2 separate regions of the Homo sapiens genome follow, and region 1 is linked to region 2. The links are chromatin loops, found by intact Hi-C in ENCODE. Cell type or tissue: B cell. All regions are shown on one strand. Links, peaks and the distances in the headings refer to the core of each region. The heading gives the core; the rest is flanking DNA.

Region 1 (8,335 bases), core at 197-8,196, 69 kb after region 2:
TTGATGGATTTTAAGTGTAGTCACTTTTGAGCCTGAATCATAGATAGGAAAATGTCAGATTAAATATTTAAGTATACAAAATATGCCAGACTTTTGCATCTAATGTCCCTCTTCTTCTAGTGCTCTATCCCTGACATTCGTGATGACCTTCTCCTCTGAAGCACTGTCATGCTCTTCGCCCTTTTTCCTATCCTCATTCTTATTAGTTTCAACATCCAGGAGTTTCATTTCGTGACATCTTCACAACCCGTGTCAGTCTGAGTCCAGGCAAGAGATAGGAACCATGCCAGTTATTTGAATAGAGAGGATTGATTATGAAGAATTATTAGCTACAAATATAAAAAGAACAAGGTAGCAAAGAGTAAAAAGAGAACACTACGATATCACAGAGAGGACAACTGCAGGAAGCAGCCAGCAACCCTAGGGCTGGGGTAGAAGGAGGGGAAGAGGTTACCATTATCCACAGGTGCTGTGAAGAGGGCCTGCAGAAATGAAACACACACACCCCGAAGGGCCATGCTGCTCAGCTGATGCTGATGTCTCTGAGGTGGGCCCAATACAGCTGGTTTTACAAGGGTGGGAAAAACCCAAGCTAGATTCCGCTGCCTCTTTGGGAAGTAACTGCTGCTGCCTGGGTGAAGACACATTGCTGGGGAGTTATTGATAGAAACAAGAGCCAATTAAGTCTCCTTTTTAAAATAAACTATGCAGTCTCAGGTATTTCTCTGTAGCAATGCAAGAACAGCCTAATACAGAAACTGACATATCCATAAAGCTAGTGTGAGAAATTTTAAATCTATCCAACTCTCGGAAGTTTTTGATCAAGCTTACAAACTATTAGGAAGAATCTAAAATACACGTAGGTGCACATATAGGATATGCATATCCTAAAACATTTTAAAATTCAGTAGGAATAAAGGAAGTATCAGTTATTTGCAAAGACTCAGAATCACAATTATCACGTTCTCTAGTCTCAATGAAGAAAAAAGAAATCAACAACAGAAGGAAAAAGAAACCAAAAACAGATTCTTAAAATAAAAAACTTATTTCTGACTAACTTATAATTTCAAAGGAAATAAAATAAAAAATATGAAATAGCACCAAAAACATTCAAAGTATTTCCAGTCACAACCTGGGGGATGCAGCTAAAGACGAACTTGTGGAAAATGTAAAACTTTAAATGCATCTGTTAGGATACAATACATATTTAAAACAAATGAGCTAATCATTAATCTGAAGGTTAAGAAAAAAACAATAGAATTGATACAGACAGGAGACAGGCAAATACTGGGTAGAAGAGGGTAGTTCCCCGGCAAAGACCCTACCCTCAAGCCTGGAAACCGGTGGCCCTAAATGGGTACAGACATTCCTGTTTTCAAGCCCAAAATGTTGCCTTTTGGCCTGCCACACCCCCTATCTTGTACCCATATTAACCCCAAACCCCCAGCTCCAGGAGAAAACAAACAGACAAACAGCAGAAGAGCGCAACAGAGAAGGAGAGAAGAGAAGGAATGTTGAACACCGAGAGGAGTTCAGCTGGGACTATCAGAGAAAAGATTGGCCACTGGACAGCCAAACTCCAGAGGAAGAGCATCTTCTACTCCATCCCCCTTCCAGCTCTCCATCCATCCCACCTTCAACCCTCAGTAAAACCCCCGCATTCACTCTTCAAGCCCGTGTGTGACCTGATTCTTCCTGGACTCCGGACAAGGACCTGGGTACCAAGAGGGCACTGAACAGGTTAACACTTAAGCCATCTGTGGACAGCAAAGCTAAAAAAGCGACACTGTAACATGCCCACGGGCTTCGAGAGTCACCCCTAGATGATACCATGGGGCCGGAGCCCAAAGTGCTAGCCCTGGCTCGAGCACCCGCCCCACTGTGTGCTCCTCCTCGCATAAGGGGTTTGAGCTCATGGTGGCCGAACAGAGAGCCACACCCTTGTCATATGTCATGCGAACGGGGGCTAGGGAACTGTCCCATTTCAGAATGAATTCCAAGGAAATAATAAGGATTAAAAATAACTCCTAACAAAGTGAAGAGTAAAAGCAATATAAAAAACCAAGCCAATTCTTTGGAAAGACACCTAATTTCTACAAAGTTCTGACAAGACTGATGATGACAAAAAGAGAGAAAAGATAAAGAACCACTGGACACAAACAAGAGCAAATGCTGTTCAGGCTGTGGACTTTCCTGAGCCCGAGGAAGCTGAAGGCAGGGATACTGATTCAGAACACCCCACCATTGACTGCTTTTTCCCTCCAGTGACAGAGAGACCTTCCAGATGCTCAGCTTGGTTTAAGACATAGGAAAGCCCAAGGTCTTAAAACACTTCCTTAAATAGAAGCATTGAGCACTGCATTTAGGCAAGTTCTTCCTCAGGAGTGATGTAACAAGGTCAGCAGTAAAGCACAGAATGAGGCTTCCCAGTTGTCCCAGACCTCTCACCAGATATTGTCAATGTCTCTGGTTACTTCACATTCCCCTTAGAGGATTTCAAGGATTAAGGGAAACTGCCCTAAAATAAGATTATCTTATCTGTATCTGCCCTTATCCCGTATGGCCACTTCCTTTCTGTTAAGACTTTGGAACATAAATTGGTAAGAGTGTGTGTGTGTGTGTGTGCACCCTCCCCTTAGTCACTAAATGTTGTATTTGGTGTCATCACTGGGGTTGGCCTCACCCCCAGCCCCCACCTCCCCTCAGTTATATTTGGAAGGAACATCTGGAAGCTGAAGAAAAAAATGCTGAGGACCCCTGTGTAGAGACAGGCTAGACTTTGTGCCACTGAAGGAATTGTGTTAATGGAATTTACCCAGTTTTCTCCTAACTCCAACTGGTCCTGCTCGGTAGTTAAAGAGATCTGAGCTGAGGGCAGAGTTACCCCAGATATAGTTCCCTGGTTTCCCAGAAGCACACAGCCAAGTAGCCAAGGATCCTTGAAGTGAGGGGGAAGCTTAAAGTTTGGACCAAGTACCTTGAGTGAACGCCAATATCTGAAACCTGGGCCATGATATTAGGAAAGATCTAGGGGCTGAGGGCTCCTCAGGCCCCCATTAGACTTCTGAATGGAGACTTCCAGGCAGAAATTAGATAATTGTTGATGTTTTTGATGTAGTTACAGTGAGAATGGACCTAAAAATTTTTTAATTGATGTGACTCTACCTGCATGATTGATCAAAAAAAGAGGAAGTTAGATTAGGATGAAAAAATGAAAGTTTTAATGACTTCTCTATATTTTCTTAAAAAATTTAGTTACACATATAGCACACAAAGACATTTGCATGAACTTACTCAAAGTGTAAGACAACGTTACAGTTCCTCTTTACCTCTGTCACCTCCTCCCCAACCCCCCACTCCCTCACACACAAACACCCAGAGGGGATCTTGAATCAAAGGTATGTGTCTGCCCAGGCCTTTTTCATGTGTATTTACAAATATGTCACACTATTACTTTTAAGAAGGATTTCTGTTTTAATGTTTATGAAACAATCTTCCTCTTTTCATATTTGAACCTGTAGCTTCAGAAAAAAAAAAAGAGAGAGAGAGACCAGGCGCGGTGGCTCATGCCTGTAATCCCAGCACTCTGGGAGGCCGAGGTGGGCGGATCACCTGAGGTCAGGAGTTCAAGACCAGCTTGGCCAATTTGGTGAAATCCCATCTCTGCTAAAAATACAAACATTAGCTGGGCGTGGTGGTATGCTCCTGTAATTCCAGCTACTCCGGAGGCTGAGGCAGGAGAATTTCTTTGTTCGTTTGTTGTTTGTTTGTTTGTTTGTTTGTTTGTTTTGAGATGGAGTCTCGCTCTATCGCGCAGGCTGGAGTGCAGTGGAGCGATGTTGGCTCACTGAAAGCTCCACCTCCCGGGTTCATGCCATTCTCCTGCCTCAGCCTCCCGAGTAGCTGGGACTACAGGCACCCGCCACCACGCCCAGCTAATTTTTTTTTGTATTTTTCGTACAGACAGGGTTTCACCGTGTTAGCCAGGATGGTCTCGATCTCCTGACCTCGTGATCCACCCGCCTCAGCCTCCCAAAGTGCTAGGATTACAGGCGTAAGCCACCGGGCCCAGCCAAGGACAATTTCTTGAACCCGGGAGGTGGAGATTGCAGTGAGCAAAAATAGGGCCACTGCAGTCCAGCCTGGGTGACAGAACCAGACTTCGTCTCAAAAAAAAAAAAAAAAAAGAGTGGAGTCCTTGGAACTATATGGTTTGGTGAAGCTAACTGAATTTTAAAACAGAGTTCAGAGGTCAGGGTCTTGGAAGCACTTTTCTATTTGGAAGAACTTGCTTTCTAAGTCGAACATCAAAAATTCAGTACTATTTTTGTAACTTCCTGTGAGTCTATAATTGCTTCAAATCATAAAAAATAATAATGTTTTAAAAACCGGCATGTGGTTCAGCATCTTTTCCAGGGCTCTGCAGTTCTGGATGCCTATGCCGAGATGGAACTTACATCAGCTTGGGTCTCTGGGCAACCGTGATGAGCAGAACCTCATTGGCCACCCACAACATATATGTGGCAGACGTGAGAAATAAGCTTTGTTGTGTTAAGCAAAAGCAATAACGAAAACAGCAACAAATGCACAAACTGGCTTCTGTCAGTTGTGTGTCTTCTCCCTTTCCTATCTCTGTCTCTGTCTCTCTCCCTCTCTTGGCTCACTCACTTTGGGGGAAGCCGGCTGCCGCCTTGTGAACACACCAGGCAGCTTGTGAGGAGGCTTGGCGGTGAGGAATTAAAGTATTTGGCCAACAGCCAGGAGGAAATTGAGGCCGACAACCACAGGAGTGAGCTGAGAAGCAGATCTTCCCGCAGCAGTGCCTTCAGCTGACTGCAACCTTACCTTAGGACAAACCTGAGCCTGAACAATCGAGCTAAGCCACTCCCAGACTCCCGACCCTCAAAAACAGCAGGAAATAATAAATGTGTGTTGTGTAAAGCTACTAAATTTTAGGATAACTTTTGTTACTCAGCAAAAAATAACTAATACACGCCGGCAGGGCTGCATGGTGACTTTTGCAGAGCCTTGACCCTTGTGCCTTTGTAGGTGCCTTCCTCCATAAGCTATGTTAAAAATGTTATGTCGTGACTATGTTGGTATAAAGACAAATATTAATATAATCAAGGCTGGGTTCATTATTATTATATCCATTTTTTTCTTCTGATTTTAGACAAAATTAAAACTTTTTTAGGCCCTGAAGTATCATAGGCCCCAGCCTTCTGTGCTCAATGGATGTCAGCCCTACACTGGGGAACAACATAAGAGGGACATGCAGTCAAGAATAAGTTATTAGGGCCGGGTGCGGTGGCTCATGCCTGTCATCCCAGCACTTTGGGAGGCCAAGATGGGTGGATCACCTGTGGTCAGGAGTTTGAGACCAGCCCGACCAACCTGGTAAAATCCTGTCTCTACTAAAAACACAAAAATAAGCTGGGTGTGATGGTGCATGCCTGTGGTCCCAGCTACTCAGGAGGCTGAGACAGGAGAATCACTTGAACCTGGGAGGCGGAGGCTGCAGGGAGCCGAGACTGTGCCACTGCACTCCAGCCAGGATGACGAAGCGAGACTCCATCTTAAAAAAAAAAAAAATAGAATAAGTTTTTGGTCCTGATTCTGCCCAAACCCATGCAATAAGCCCATCACCTGGTAAGGCCATTAAGATTTTGGCAAAGTTGTATCCCATGATCATGGATTGTTTTGGGTCCTGTCCTCCAGGTTGGAAAGAAGACTGACTGATTGCTTGGGGAACTGAGTAGAAGCTGCTGTAGGGTATTCCCAAAAGGCCATGACAGGAGCTGTACTGTGGGAGCCAAACCACGTGATCCTATGAAGCTTGGGGCATCAGCTGCAACTTCTTAGCCTGAGAGTGGGCAGCGTAGCACTGGCTTTGACCCCAGTGTCTTCCAGAAGCTGATATTCACAATTTGCATTAAATCTGGAAGGAGGAAAGTGTTTAGATCTAAAGACGCAGGAGCCAGCTGGCTTGGGTTTAAATTCTACCTTTGGCACTTACTGGCTGTGTTACCTTCGGCCAGTTTCTTAAGCCCTCTGTACCTCAATTTGATAATCTTTAAAGTTAGAATAATGATAGAGGTAGTTGTGAGAATTTTGTGAGTTAACGTACATAAAACACAACAGCACCTGGCACAGAGTAAGCCTTCAATATTTTCATTGTGGTGATTATTACTAAGCTTCATTTGAGCTCACACTAACTACTGATGGGCATTTTATTACTCTCCTCACTGTTTACAATCATGTCTTGGGTATGTCAGAGCAACTTTCACATAAGAAGGAGCTGCCAGGAAGTCATGAACAAGCCAAATGGGAGTCCTAGGTAGAGAGAACCAGGCTCTTGAATAAGGCCCAGCAGAGCTCAGAGATGATGCTCTCATCATGAAATCCTCTCATGAAATCCAAACGGTGGTCTCCATTTGTGGATCAATGGGCTATACCTCTGACATTCTTTCTTTTTTGTTTGTTTGTTTTGTTTTGTTTTGTTTTGTTTTGAGGAGGACAGGGTCTTGCTCTGTCTCCCAAGCTGGAGTGCAGTGATACAGTCATGGTTCACTACAGCTTAGACCTCTCAGGCTTAAGCGATCCTCCCACCTCAGCCTCCCAAGTAGCTGGGACCACAGGCACATGCCACCACGCTCAGCTAATTTCTGTATGTTTTATAGAGATGTGGGTCTTACCATGTTGCCCAGGATGGTCCTGAACTTCTGGGCTCAAGTGATCCACCCACCTTGGCCTCCCAAAGTGCTGGAATTAAAGGCATGAGCCACAGGGCCTGGCTGAGATTCTTTTTTAATAGTTACAAGCCACAGCTTTGTTTACTGATAGCCTTAGACTGATAGCCTTTGCTTGGTTTACTGATAGCCTTAGGCTGTCAATGGAAAGCTGCTTCTCTGTGGCCCAACTTTGCAGCACCTAAGTGGGAAGAACAGAAGACAATCAGCCTATAGGCCAAAGTGTGGCCAGCCATGATTCTGGACCATCTGGCACAGGTTCATACCAACTCTTGGATAACTTCCAAAGGTCCAATAAGGTCAAGTGGACATGGACAACTGAGTAGTATAAAACAGACTGCATTTGAGTTCGACAGTTACTTGGGGGAAAATGGGGGCCTATCAAGGTCAAGTTTGAATAGTACATAACAATGAATGTTTTATTAATCAACCTGCAGAATGTCAAGTGGGTTCATAGGGTGTCAGGGCATGGCAGGCTACAGGTCATGCTGAGGTAGATCTCTTTGTATCTCTGAAGACCAAAAGGGTGGTACAGAACACGGACAAAGCAAATATAATCAGGCACAATCAAATGCATATGCACTCCCCGCTGCTGGCAGATGGACTATATCAGGCCCCTGTCCACAGAGCAAGAGGAGTCCGCTGTGCTCTGAACGAAGCCAGTGTCTCTTTGGATTTGGAATTTTGTTTCTTATTTCAGAGGCTTTGCAGCTAGCACTATACAGGGCAAATCTTAATTACTTAGGACCTTGAACCTAATGTTATTCCATCTAGGGTACACATTCTACCAGTCAACAATAGAAAACATGGCCCAAAAGAATGCCAAGTGGTTGTGTCACATAGCCTATCTTCAAAATCAAAAGAGCTGTTGGAAAACTGAAATGTGTTATTAGATGCCTCTACATGATGAACCATTATAAATAAATGAAGTATATGACAAAAATAACATGTTACTGAAATATGTAAAAGATCTGAATAAAGGGACAGATATACTATATTGATGAATGAAAAAACTCCATTCTTCAAAATCCCGTATTTAATGTGTAAAGTAAAATAACCATAATTAAAAATACAGCAAAATTCTGTGTGCCAATTGACAAATTATGTATATACATATATATATACACATACGTGTGTGTATATGTGTGTGTGTGTGTGTGTATATATATATATATATTTTTTTTTTTTTTTTTTTTTTTTTGAGACAAGATCTTGCTCCACTGAGAGTAGCAGCCACAGCGGAGAGCTTCAGAGACCTGCAGAGACATGTGAATGATTTGCCTGCAGAGAAGCCACCCTCTCCAGGGCCTCCTCTCTGGAGTGGCCAGAGTGCAGTGGTGATCATAGCTCACTGTAGCCTCAACCTCCTGGGCTCAAGCCACCCTCCCACCTCAGCTTCTCGAGTAGCTGAGGCTCCTCAGCCATCATACCTGGCTAATATTTTAATATTTGTTGTAGCGACGAGGTCTTGCTCTGTTGCCTGGGCTGGTCTCAAACACCTGGCCTTGAGCAATCCTCCTACTTCAACCACCCAAAGTGCTGGGATTACAGGCATGAACCACTGGACCTGGCCTAAATTGTAAAAT
Region 2 (8,329 bases), core at 1-8,000:
GTTTGAAGGTAAGCTTAAAGTGAGGCTATAGTAGACTTCAGCACATTGGAAGATATTCACTGTGTGGCTTTTTTTCTCCATGCAAGGGGGAATTGGCATTATCTCCTGCTGTGGAAGCCCAGCAGTTTGCATTGAGTTATGACACGGTACCAGACACTTGGAGCAAACTGGCTTATCCTTCTACTTATGGCCTAGCCCAGTGGTAAGCTACCCCATCCTCACTGCCACTGGCCCTGAGCAGCCTCGGTGCTGGGTTAGTGTTCTGAATAATGCTTCCTAAGAACTATGCAGACGGAGCTTTGTGACTGTTCTCAACCTGTAACCGTAAAAAATTCTTCCACCAATTTCATTTGAGTTTACTTGGTATATTGCATCAAAGGCAAAAATAGTTAAAAGACAGGGTCAGAGCAAGACTGAAATTCTGTCGCTCACTCATTGATACATGATCTTAGACAAAATAACCTGTCTCTTTTTTAAATCTGAAAAATGTAGATGGCAATAGAATCCCCTGAGTTGTTGTTAAGAGTTGAATGGCCATGGAAAGCAACTTGAATTTGCCTTTGTGTCATCTTATAACTTTACTTTGCAAGCCTGAGATTCCTCTGCCTTCTCATAGACAACCTTTGAAAGTTTGTAATATGGTATGCAGTATGCAGTAAACTAGACTGGGGGTATAACTGCAGAGATGTGTCACAAAGCTAGGGCAGAAATTCACAGATTACTGAATGTAATCTGTGCTGATGTTACACCTAATTGCTCCTTGGTCTTGGCAAGCAATTCAGGAAGTTTCACAAAGCTGTTGATTCCTGGCTTTTTGGTGCTGAGTTTCTTTCCCCCTGCTTTCCTGAATCATTATTCCATGAACCTCAACTATCCCTGTACCATTCCTATTATTTTAGTGGAGACTCTTTACATTGTAGCATGCACACTTTTGACTTTTCTTTCTTTTTGAGACAGAGTCTCACTCTCTCGCCCAGGCTGGAGTGCAGTGGCGCGATCTCGGCTCACTGCAAGCTCTGCCTGCCGGGTTCACGCCATTCTCCTGCCTCAGCCTCCCGAGTAGCTGGGACTACAGGCGCCCGCCACCACATCCGGTTAATTTTTTGTATATTTAGTAGAGACGGGGTTTCACCGTGTTAGCCAGGATGGTCTCAATCTCCTGACCTCATGATCTGCCCGCCTCAGCCTCCCAAAGTGCTGGGATTACAGGCATGAGCCACCGCGCCTGGCCCACACTTTTGATTTTTCTAACACAATGTTAGAGCCTTCAGCTTCCCTCTGAACATCAACCTCCTTCTGGTCTGGAATTGTAGTTCCACCTTATTTTAAGCCACATTATGTTTGTTGTGTTTTGTTTGTGGTCAATCATTATTTTTGTTTTAATATACTGTACTGATTTCTTTGCTCATCATTGCTTTTTTTGTATCTTGTTCTGGGCTTTTCTTTTTTTATCAGAGTATAAAATATAGAGCAGGGCTTGGAGGGTGGGGGTGTAAATCATCTTGTGTTTCTGAAACTGTCCTCACTGCACTCTCCTTCTTGATTGATAGTTTACTTATACGTAGAATTATAGGACACGATTATTTTTCCTTCAGCACTTTGATGTTCTAACTCCATGGTTTTCTAGCTTTGATTGTAGAGGGTGGATCTGGTCTTAAATATTTGCCATTCCTTCCCAAGTAAAGTTTTAAAATGTTTCTCTTTACCCTTGATGTTCAACAATTTTACTATTGTACTGAGGTATGGATTTTTAAAGTACTGTCATAAATGTGAGATTCCATCCATAGCTTTTATTCTGAAAAAGTCTTAGCACTTTTTTCTCTGAATATCGTATTCTCCTCATGTCTACATTTATCTGCCTGACCTCTTAACGTTTTCAGTGTGTCTTTCGGCTGTATACTTGTAGACTTCATCAGTTCTGGGTGATCTTCATTATATCTTCAACTGTCTCCAATCTGTTTCTTAATTATTTAGATGTCATTGTCCAGGTTGGGCGCAGTGGCTCATGCCCAGCACTTTGGGAGGGCAAGGCAGGAGGATCACTTGAGCCCAGGAGTTCGAAGCCAGCCTGGGCAACATAATGAGACCCTGTCTCTAAAAAACAATAATAAAATAAATAAAATAAAAATTAGCCAGGTGTGGTGGCATGCGACTGTAGTCCTAGCTACTCAAGGTGTAGAGGTGGTAGGATTGCTTGAGCCCAAGAGGTCAAGGGTGCAATGAGCCATGATCATGCCACTGCATTCTAGCCTGGGTGACAGAGCAAGACCCTGTCTCAAAAAATAAAGTATATTTCATCGTCCATAATTATCAGTTCCAGGTTTTTTATATTTTTGGAAGGGTGCCTAGCTTAGTTTTATAATTTCCTGTTTTCGTTTTTATGACTGTTATTCTCTTTTCCTGAGAAGTTTAAACATACTTACAAGTAAGTATTTTCTTCAAGACTTCTCTATTTCCTGGGTTATAAACCTTCCTGTTTGTTGGATTTGCTGGTGGTTTTTCATGCCCTATACTCTTATGTCTATACCTGAATGACAGTTTGGCCAGTTATTAAAATATAATAACACCCTCAGTTGGAGGCCTTTGTAGCCATCACTCTCCTCTTGTCAAATGCTGCCGTGGAGATGTCAAAAGCTAGCATACTTCTTTTCCCTTTATAAATGGCTTCATGTTTTCCCCTGGCCATCCAGGGATTCTTCATTGTTCATATTATTCTTTATATTTTAGTATTGATTACTCTCTACCAAATTTTCTTGGAACATGATGTGCCCTTGATTGTATAGATTCAAAGGTATAATTTAGGAAAACTCAAATTTTCTAGAATTACACTTTTTTTTTGAGAGATTCTCATTCTGTTGCCTAGGCTGGAGTGCAGTGACGTGATCGCAGCTCACTGCAACCTCTGCCTCTTGGGTTCAACCGATTCTCCTGCCTTCAGCCTCCCTAGTAGCTGGGATTACAGGCATGTGCCACCATGCCCGGCCAACTTTGTTATTTTTAGTAGGGATGGGGTTTCACCATGTTGGCCAGGCTGGTCTCGAACACCTGACCTCAAGTGATCCACCTGCCTCGGCCTCCCAAAGTGCTGGGATTACAGATGTGAGCCACCACGTCTGGCCTCATTTCAGCTTTCATTTTATTGCTTTCACTCTAACCCTTTACCTCTTTATTTCCATTTGTTTTTATTATTCTCCCTTACGCTGTTTCACTTTTGCTTTCATTTCTATAATTTTATTTTCTACTTCTTATTTGGGGTCTTCAAACTTAATTTCCTTACTATTTCCTACCTGATCCCTTCTAAGTCATGATCTTGTTTATATCAACAATCACTTGTTTTAGTTGTTACAAATTGTCTGCAGTGTTTATCCTCATGATGGCAACATTTTGAGAGAAATGTCTTCCTGCCTTTGCTTTTCTCATTCGCCTTTTTCCTTTGTGTGGTGCCTATGCTGTTTCTTCTTCTTATCGTCGAGTATGCTTTTTCGGATCCAGCTATCTGGAAGAACTTAATATAGGTCCGGGCACAGAGATTTTCCTTGTGGTGACGTAAGTTTGACCGTGAGCATTCTGAGCCTTTTCTTCTTCACGGCCCAGAGTCAGGCAAGTATCTCAGGCAGACATGTTCTGCCATGTGGTTTGTCAGGGTGTTTCCTCATTCACCCCCACTTCCTTTGCATATCTGAAGCAGACAAGGTCCTAGAAAACTTCAGTGCCAGCCTTTCCTTCTAGAGAACTCTGGCTTTTACACTGAGGCTATGCTCTCTACTCCATTCTCCTGGTCCCCTTTAAGCAGCCTCTGAAACTTACAATTCAAGGTTTCACTTCTCTCTTAATTTTATCGAAGAGGTTCATCTGTCCCTAGCCTCTGTGAGCCAGCTTCCTTATAGGTCAACTGCAAATACTTCCTACCTTGCCCAATTGTGAGGAGCCGAGAAGAGAACATGTACGTAACAGCAGCGTTTCTCAACCCACCGGCGTGCCATTCCTGGCTGACTTGTTTTCCTAATTAACCTTTTTCCTCCCCACTTTCAGGCAGCTACTGCACGTGCTTAGACTGCCGTCACGTGCTCCACTGCCTCCGCACATGCTGTTCCCTCTGCTTATCAATCAGATTTCCCGGCAACTCTGGTCTTGTAACCACCATCACAGCCTTGCCATCCCTGGTCCTCAGACACCCTGTCCATACCTCCAAGTTGGCGCTTGTCAGTCCAAGTCATAGGGTGATGACCTTTGTATAGTCACCACATAGCATGAAGAGGCTCTAATAAAAGCTGTTGCATAAATGGAAATGAGTTTTCCACATTCCTCAGTGTATCTTGCTCTAATGTAAACGCTACAGTCATCAAGTCTCCAATGGGAAACAAACTAGCCCTTTAAAGGGACAGTGCCCTGCAAATTGTCAGGGAAGGATTTTACCAGCTAGCAGTGGTATACTTCTCCTCCACCACCACCCTGCCCTAACCGCCCACAACAGAACATACTGGAAAATGGCTATTTTACTGAACAGCAAGTTTTTCTTCCTCCCTCCCATAAACCAGGTTCAATGACCTCCTCCTGCGATGCCGAGAACTCGATACTTGGACACAAGACCTTACCCTTCCGGCTGTCGTGTGGCTCTCCGGCTTCTTCAACCCTCAGTCCTTCTTAACTGGTAAGGGCTGACGCAGTGCAGCCCCTGATGCACACAGGACCACAGCCTAACCAGAAGCCCTGCTTTGTTTACCTATGATGGCGTCTCCTTGCCCTGCTCACCAATCCTCAAGCAGCAGCCATTATAGAAAGGACCAGCAGCTATAGAGGAAACAGAGTCCTGGGCAGGCGAGTAGCAGCAGGAGGGAAAGGACCTCCTATAGCAGCAAGAGTAGCCAAGTGAGGTGGGGCACGGTGTGCTCTTATTAAACATTTTCTGGAAAGGGCCACATAGCTTCTCTGCTACTGTAGTGCGAAAACCACAGACAATCCACAAATGGCTGTGACTATTCCAATAAAACTATCTACAGAAACAGCGAGCTTGTCCTGCAGGCCTTAGTTGGCCAACCCCCTGCTCCAGCGCAGCCATGTGCCAATGCCCAAGAACCTAAAACACCCTATGGGACTAAAGGATGCCTCAATTTACTGGTAGCTCCCGGGAACCTTACATGCAACACTTTTATCCTATTCAATTTTTGTTATATTTCCAAAGCAATCATGCAGACGATGGCTCGAAAAAATGAGTGGCCCCTGGATAAAACGCGCTTGACTGCTGATGTTACCAAAAAAACAAAGGAAGATTATGGACACCCGCCAAGGGAAGGTGCATACCTCCACGGACTCTTCATGGAGGGTAAGACACCCCAAGGGGTAAGTGGGGAACCTTTTCTTACTCAGGTTCAGATCAGTGTTTGTCCTCTGCTTACTGTTTCTCAGCATCTCCTCACTCACACAGTAACCTTATGCTAGTCATTATCTCATTTCTTCCTCTTAAATAATTTAAGTGCTGGGATGTGTGTCCACTGTGAACCAAACTGTAATATTTGGGGTGATGGCTATCACTTAAATTTTGCACATATATCTGGATGTTAATGCCACTGAATAACATCATTAGACTTAGACTGAATTTACATTCTTTTTGCTTTTCAATATAATCATTTCAAAATCTTTCTTCTATTGTTTAAAAACTGTCAGTAAATTTGCTCTAATGTTTTACTACAAGACTTCTCCAAGCCTGGAAGATGCTACTGCGTAGGGTGAATCTCTAAGAGGGGGTTAGACTATGCAATATTTTCCAAATTTATCTGGCCATGCATTTATTCCACAGGACACTTAGTCCCTACCAAGATGTTCCTTTTTCAGTTTAAAGCAAGTGCCACAAGTTCTGGTGTAAAAGAATAAGGTGCGACGGGGAGGAAATGTGGTGAACTGGAGATTTTTAAAGGGAGGGCAAACTAGTTCAGTGTATGTGAATTCTCTTAGAATCCCATTTCATAAAATCAGCTTACTTCCACAGGAAAGTTTAACCACTACGCATGGAAGCAAAGCGGTGCCTCCGCTGCAGGCAGGGTAACCTACCTTTCAAAGCTCAGTCCGGCCAGCTCAGTAAAAATACCACTGACAAGCAAAAATATGACAAAACCAGAATGTTGAATGTTTATTGCATCAAACAACTTACTTGATCATTATCATTAGTAGCAAGCTGCCACACAATTGCAACCGCTGTGTTTTTGCCATAGGCGCCCGCTGGGACACCCAAGCAGGAACCATTGTTGAAGCCCGTCTCAAGGAGCTGGCATGCCCTATGCCGGTCATCTTTGCAAAAGCCACCCCCGTGGACAGACAAGAAACCAAACAGACCTACGAGTGCCCTGTGTATAGAACCAAACTGAGAGGCCCCAGCTACATCTGGACCTTCAGGCTGAAGAGCGAAGAGAAGACTGCAAAATGGGTTCTGGCTGGAGTGGCTCTGCTTCTAGAAGCGTAAGGTAACACTGGCATTCCTCTAGCCTCTGCTGGAGTGCAGTGAGGATTTTCTAGCATGTTGCTGCACTGTTCCCATGCACATTATTCTAACTTTTTAGTAACTCACACGTGCATTCTTTTTTCAACGCTATCCTTAGAGTGAAAGTCAGAAAAAAATACTAGAAACTAACTCAGGGCTGAGCGTGGTGGCACACGACTGTAATCCCAGTTACTCAGGAGGTAGGAGAATCACTTGAACCTAGGAGGCAAAGGTTGCAGTGAGCCGAGGTTGCACCACTGCACTCCCTCCTGGGCAACAGAACAAGACTCCATCTCAAAAAAAAAAAAGTACATCATAAAAGTACATCATATGTGAACATGCAAAAGCAATGCAGCCGGAAAGAACGGAGATTTTAATTTTTAACAAACAACAAATTAAATTATTAGCCCTTAAACTCTTTCAAAATATAAAAGCAGCAGGCCCCAGGTGAGTCCTGAAGGAAGAGGCTAGCACTCTGTAAGGCCTCCAGTGTCCAGTGTCTACAATGTTGATGGTCCCCTTTTGTTCAGTCAAGTTTTAATAAAAATAAAACTGTTCTACAGTTAATTGCACTTTGTTCAGTGTAAATTTCCAATGACCAAGAGCAGGTTAAACGATGTGTGTGGTCTATTAAACTGTGGTCACTCGTGCTAAGGCACACTTGGCCTGGAGTGAGTTACTGTTTGGGAAGCCAAAGATAGATAGATCAAGTGCAGGAGCTGATCATACAATGTTTTCTCTCTAACTTACTTACCTGAACTTTAACCCCACCCCATTTAAACTGTGCTTTTTAATAACTGGCAGATATTTTTAACAAAGTTCAGCATACAGACAGGTCTGTGCATACATCTATATAGATTCCTCTGCTCTGCTGTCTTCCTGAGAAATCTTTGTAAGCATATAAACAATCTTTAACAAAAAATAGTAATTTCTACAAAGAATTTCTGTATAAAAACACAACTGTAAAAAAATCTTTCTTAGGCACCAATGGTATGCATGTCTTGTTGGAGTACTCTATGGTGAGGTGGCTGGTTCTGTTTGTTTTCCTCTTAATTGTCTTCTACCAGCTCCTTTTGTAAGCTGGGAAAAAGATGAGAAGTATTTGGTAAAGTAGTACAAATACACAAATGGCATTCTAGGCTTGAGAGATTCCACAATCATCTAAGAGTACAAAGCCAGAACCCAGATCTCCTGACACTCGAAATCCTGACAATTTATGCATCAATATCCGTATACCCTCTGGTGTAGTACGCCCCAAGCATGACTTGCCTCACTCCCGCATTCCAGAACCACGATTCAGAGTTTATTAATTACATAAATGAAACTTGTAACTCACATTCTGTCCTCTTGCCCTGAACTCTCTCTCTGCACTAGGATTATGGCTGCCTCTTCATAATCTGTGTCTTTCCCCTCAGCCTGCCTTGTTTGTTTGTTCCTTCCATTTCTGTCATACACCTCAAGGAGAAATTTTGGTTAAAGGCAACGTGGAGTTGAGTTGAAAAATCTAGCAAAGGAGAAGATTCCCTAATAGGGAAAATATCAGGCCTGAGCTTTTCCAATGCAAACAGATACAGAATGGATGGTACTCGTGGTTTATATAAGTAAGTAAGTCACACGGGAAGGCAACAACTACTTGCCCAGAGGGTCTCCTGTGCTCAGCCTCAAGATTTCAAGCTGTTTTGTAAGCTGCTAGAGACTTACTTACCTCTCCAGATATTCCTTAACATTGTCATAACCATAAAACTTGGCCAGATGAATGAGGATTCCTGTGGCACAGCGGCCGTCACGCTTCCGACAGTAGCTGCAATTGCAGATCCCACGACAGGGGGGACACACCCAATCCTAACAGAGAGA

Evidence for each region. A loop is a pair of places that touch in the nucleus more often than their neighbours do. Peaks named below come from ENCODE experiments on the same cell type or tissue, not always from the same donor. Only the 100,000 strongest peaks of a DNase experiment are listed, where the experiment ranks them.
Region 1: it touches region 2 in a loop (4-fold over the local background); 2 of 110 quality-filtered maps call a loop at or near these places.

What each region holds. Positions count from the first base shown.
Region 1 is chr7:21,963,147-21,971,481 of GRCh38, forward strand. No RefSeq gene overlaps it. Among named protein-coding and RNA genes, the nearest start is that of CDCA7L, 21 kb to the left of the region's middle. In B cell, for the core only: no CTCF peak of the experiment used is centred there; DNase peaks (open chromatin) are centred at 2,465, 3,325 and 4,665; H3K4me3 peaks cover 1,737 bases; H3K27ac peaks cover 2,836 bases.
Region 2 is chr7:21,894,798-21,903,126 of GRCh38, forward strand. It overlaps DNAH11 (dynein axonemal heavy chain 11), which reads left to right. Exons shown (of 82, transcript NM_001277115.2): 78 at 1-8; 79 at 87-202; 80 at 4,539-4,651; 81 at 5,183-5,323; 82 at 6,210-7,042. The coding sequence ends at 6,457. It overlaps CDCA7L (cell division cycle associated 7 like), which reads right to left. Exons shown (of 10, transcript NM_018719.5): 9 at 8,181-8,317; 10 at 6,102-7,555. The coding sequence ends at 7,525. Among named protein-coding and RNA genes, the nearest start is that of CDCA7L, 47 kb to the right of the region's middle. RefSeq lists enhancers at 3,365-4,564, 3,516-3,575. In B cell, for the core only: no CTCF peak of the experiment used is centred there; a DNase peak (open chromatin) is centred at 3,744; H3K4me3 peaks cover 1,381 bases; H3K27ac peaks cover 3,472 bases.